2 separate regions of the Homo sapiens genome follow, and region 2 is linked to region 1. Evidence: read pairs that join two places in POLR2A ChIA-PET (ENCODE). Cell type or tissue: HCT116. All regions are shown on one strand.

Region 1 (2,500 bases):
TAAAAATTATTTACTGGAGGCCTATTTGGTGCCAGGCACTGTGCTAGGTGTTGGAATACACTGGTGAAAAAGATAAGGTCCTATCCTTTTGGGATGCTACTGGGGGAAGACGGATTATAAATAAGTAAATAACACCTGCATGCTTACTGGCATGCTGTGGTGAGCAATTATAGGAAACAAAGGTAGGGCTGGGGCCCAGCACTTTGGGAGGCTGAGGTGGGCAGATCATTTGAGGCCAAGGGTTCAAGACCAGCCAGGCCAACATGGTAAAACCCCATCTCTACTAAAAATACAAAAGAATTAGCTGGGTGTGGCCGGGCATGGTGGCTGATGCCTGTAATCCCAGCACTTTGGGAGGCCGGGGCAGGCGAATCATGAGGTCAGGAGATTGAGATCATCCTGGCTAACACGATGAAACCCCGTCTCTACTAAAAATACAAAAAATTAGCTGGGCGTGGTGGCGGGCGCCTGTAGTCCCAGCTATTCGGGAGGCTGAGGCAGGAGAATGGCGTGAACCCGGGAGGCGGAGCTTGCAGTGAGCCAAGATCGCGCCACTGCACTCCAGCCTGGGCGACAGACAGAGACTCCATCTCAAAAAAAAAAAAAAAAAAAAGAATTAGCTGGGTGTGATGGCACATGCCTATAATACCAGCTACTCAGGAAGCTGAGGCATGAGAATCGCTTGAACCTGGGAGGCAGAGGTTGCAGTGAGCAGAGACCGTGCCACTGCACTCCTGCCTGGGTGACAGAGGGAGACTCTGTCTCAACAAAAGAAAAAAGAAAAGGGGCTGGGTTAGATAGTTCTGGAGGTGGGTGCTCTAGACAGGATGGCAGGAAAGACCCTGAAGGGGTGACCCTGAGGCCAAAGTCTGAAAGGAAAGAGGAAGGTAAGAGAATTCCAGGCAGGGGAAACAGCAAGTGCAAGGATCTCAGGTAAGGCAAGAAAAGGAAAGGAGATCTATGTTAGCAGAACACAGTGAGGGGCACAGCAGCATGGCAGGGGGAGCTGCGCCCAGCGCCTGGTCAGTGGGAGGTATTTAAAAAGGGGAATGACATGATCTGATTTATGATTTTAAAAGCTGGTCACTTAGGCTTCTGTGTGAAAAATGGACTGCAGACAACCCAGAGTGGATACTGGGGGGCCTGTTAGGAAAGAGGTGATGGTGGCTAGAGTGGGAACTATGGCTATGGGGTGAGGTGAATGCACTCCAGATATATCCCGGAAGTAGAATGCACAGGACAAACTGATAGCCTGCATGTGAGAGGTTGGGAAGAGGACTCAAACATGACTCTTGGCAAATGAGTGCATGGTAGGGCCACTGACTTGGATGGGGAAGACGGAAGGCAGGTGAGAGCTGGAAGGCATATCAAGAGCTCCATGTATTGACGAGAGTCAGAAGCTCCAAGAAAGATCTGAGCTAGAAATTAAAGTGTGGGCATCATGGGCATATCGATGGCATTTGAAGCCATGGGAGGGTGGGGAGGAGTTGCAGGTGGGACAGTATTACCTAGGAAGACAGTGTGGACAGAGAAAAGGAACCAGGACCAGTCCCTGGGCAACCCCATGATTAGGAGTAAGAAGAAAAGCAGGAAACAGTGGGGCCAGAGGAGCTGAGAGGGGTGTTGTTTTGAGGAGAGGGAGTGGTCATTTGTTAGGAATGCTGCTGAGAGAGGTGAAGTGAGGTGAGGCTGAGATCTGGCAACCCCCTGGTCACCCAAGACCCTGGCAGTTTTGGTGCAGAGGTGAGGCAGAAGCAAGACTGTAGAGTATGGAGAGTGAACAAATGGCAGGAGAAAGTGAATGGAGCCAGTGGGTTTGGATGTATCTTCTGAGGTGTTTTCAGGTGAAGAAGAGCAAAGAAGTGAAACAGGAGAGGGATGTAGGAGGGAGGGAGATCTCCTTTTTAAGATGAGAGCAACTAAAGCTATGCTATCCAATATGGTGGCCACTAGCTACATGTGGCTATTTAAATTTAGATTAAGTTAAAAATTCAGGTCCTCAGTCTCAACAACCACATTTCAAGTGTCCAATAACCACATGTGCTGGTGGCTGCCACGCAGATACAGAACATTTCCAGCAGTGCAGAAAGTTCTGTTGGTCAGATGTATGCTCCTATACTGATGGAGAAGACCCCGGAGAGAAAGGTGGTTAGGAAGGAGAGACAATCTCTGAAAAGATGGGAGGAGGAAGGGATGGAATGGAGGCTACCCCAGAAGAAGGGGCCCCTAGTAGGAAGAGATGAGGGACAGGTCATCCAGCACAGCAGGCAGGTAGGAGAAGGTAGCAGCAGCTGCATACTAGACTAGGTGGTGGCAAAATGAAGACATTCCCTTGGTCAAAGGTGCCTATCTTGTCAATTGAAAGGGAAGCCACGGGGTGTGCCTAGGAAGGGGAGAGGTCTGGAAAGGGGAATAGGTATGAAATAGTTGCCTTAGGGAGTAAGAACACAAACTCACTGGAGAGGCCACACTTAACACAGAACACTTCGCAGAAGAGAAG
Region 2 (2,500 bases), 420 kb before region 1:
AAAGTGCTGTTTTTGCCTTAAAATTTCGTGTGTCTTGAAAACTACAGTATTAAATACTATAGCATGCAAATAATGGGCATGCTTGGCATGAGATAATCTGTTTTTATTGTTACAAAATTGTAACTATGTAAGTGTGTTTATTAAAAGAACAAACAAAGTTATGGGATGAAAGAGTTACGGGATAAAAAATGTGGAAAAGTGTGTCAAAAAAAGTAGAAAAAATTGTATGAAAAGTTATTTAAAAAGTTATGGAAAAGAAGTTATGGGATTAAAAAAAGTCACGGGATATAAATAAAAATAAATAAAAGCAGGCCCCTTCCAGCATAAGCCTGGAGAAGTGGGTCTGGACTCTCCGCCCCCACCATGTCCCTACCACCCCTTCCCAGTCACCTCTTTACCTTTAGGGTAGCAAGACCCCTGTCTAATGGGGGGAGACAGACCCTTTGCCACCTTGACCAGGGCTGAGTCCTTAAATTTCTGGACGATGATGCTTGTTATTTAAGAGCCAGAGGCTGGTGGAGTTGGTTTGTTTGGAGTAGGCCTGATGGCCTCTCTACTCTTGCCAAAGCAACTTTTCCCTCAGGGGAGCTCCCATCTTCTTATTCAGAGAGGCAGCTGAGGCAGGACAGTGGGGCTAACAGTAGACCAGGCAAGGGCATGGGCTGCTGGGGTGACCCCCCCTTCCCCAGTGTATATATTGTATCTGCGTAACATTTTGTATATTCTGGGGAGTGGGGCTGCCCCTGTATCGTACCTAGTGGAGGTTGGAGCTGGCATATAGGGAGGAGGATCTAATAATTATTTGCATCTGGGAAACGTATTTATTGCTAGCATAGGACATAGGAAGGAGGCGGGGATGGGGTCGTGGCTCCCTTGGTGATGCGACTCCTGTTTATTTTGCTTTTCATTTTGGAATAAATGGATTTAGCCATACTGCTCAGCCTGGTGTGTTCCCGTTTCCTTCACTGGGTCCTGGAGTTTGTCCCACTGAATGAGGAGCCCCAGAGTGTCTGAGCATGTCCAGCTGGGCTGTTGGGGACCTTCCAGGCCTGTTACCTGTATGCTGCCTGGTGACACCTGGTGGATTTCATGGGGACTGCCATAGCACCTATGGAGCACAGTACGGCCCTGACAGCCAACAGGCTCAGAAGCCTGATCTAGCAGTGGCCGGGAAGTCAGATACCAGCACCCAAGGGCACTGACTTCCATCCACCCCAGGCATCTTCCCTTCCGTCCCCTTGCCTCCTTCTCCTGTCTGCACTGGGTGGCCTGTTCTGTCTGTCCCTCCAGAATGCCGGCTGCCCCTCAGTCTCCCTCCAGGCTGAGATCATGACCCTGACCCCTAGTGGCCGGAGCTGGCTTCACAGGATAAAAGCCAGCTAAGCTCCAGGGACTTTCCAGGAAAAGTGTCCCTTGGAAAGGATGTGGTCTTTTCACTTGCTCCCAACAGCACCTAAACATGGCTTGGCCTTTCCCCTCCCCTGAGCTCCACAGAGAACACAGCCAGCAGAGGACACATTCTCCGTCATCCGGAAATGGGTTTGATTCTCAGCCGAGGGACAGCAGGACTGGTAGAGACTGTCAGGCCACATGGCTGCCTGCACAGCACCCCCATGCTTGGTGGAGGGTGGGAGGGATGGCGGGGGCTGGCTGTCCACAGGCTGGGCATGACAGGGAGTCTCACTGGAGGTGGCACACTTTGGAGGGGCGATGTCAGGGGACAGCTTTCTCTTGCTGGACCACAAGACTCCAAAAGGACAGCACAGGGACTTATTCTTAGTGCTAGAGGCGAGGCGGTCGGCCATGTGTAACTGCATATATATATATAGCTATTTATAGAACAGGGCAGGGGCATACCACAGAGGGGGCACAAGTTTTCAGCAACGGTCACACCTGGATGTGTCAGCTCACCACTACAACAGACTAAGTCACAGATGAAGAGGGCTGGCTTTGGGGCTGGAGAGCCACTGTCAAGTCATAGTACACCTGCTCAGGCAGGCTTGGAAAGGGAAGTCTCCAAGTAGAGGAGGGATCTGTTTAGAGGTCAAAGTGGGGCCTGGGGCTCTCAGGACGGGATGGACTTGCCTGACCCGATCAGCTGGCAAGTGGAGAGAAAGCAGAGAGAAAACAGGAGAGAGAAAAGCAAGCGGATTGCTGGTGAGGCAAGTGCAGAGCATGGGAGTGACACAGCAGCTGTGGGAGGGCTGGGGACGGGAGGGCACAGGTGCGGGTGTGTAGTAAGGTTCCTGGAAAAGGGGCTGGAAGGGAAAGGGGAGGAGGATGGAGGGGGAAGCCGGAGCTTCACAGGTAGTGCCTGGGGGCTGCAGCGGCCCTCCCCACCCCACACACGCCTCTCCCATGGCATCCAGGCAGTGCACCCACAGTTCAGACCAATGCTCAGCCCCGTCAGGCTTCCCTTTTCTCTGGTCACCCTGTCTTCCAACCCACTGGCCCAGGGCCACCCCTCGCCTTGGGGAGCCCCAAGCAACAGCCACCAGGC

What was found. ChIA-PET counts read pairs that join two places held together with the same protein. Peaks named below come from ENCODE experiments on the same cell type or tissue, not always from the same donor. Only the 100,000 strongest peaks of a DNase experiment are listed, where the experiment ranks them.
Region 2: POLR2A ChIA-PET joins it to region 1 with 5 read pairs; 2 of 35 experiments call an interaction of 5 or more read pairs at or near these places.

Annotation. Positions count from the first base shown.
Region 1 is chr15:82,947,798-82,950,297 of GRCh38, forward strand. All of the region lies in intron 1 of HOMER2 (homer scaffold protein 2), which reads right to left. Among named protein-coding and RNA genes, the nearest start is that of HOMER2, 3.7 kb to the right of the region's middle. In HCT116, no CTCF peak of the experiment used is centred here; no DNase peak of the experiment used is centred here.
Region 2 is chr15:82,529,615-82,532,114 of GRCh38, forward strand. It overlaps the pseudogene DNM1P38. Among named protein-coding and RNA genes, the nearest start is that of RPS17, 9.6 kb to the right of the region's middle. In HCT116, a CTCF peak has its summit at 1,324 (motif pointing left); a DNase peak (open chromatin) is centred at 1,127; H3K4me3 peaks cover 364 bases; H3K27ac peaks cover 542 bases.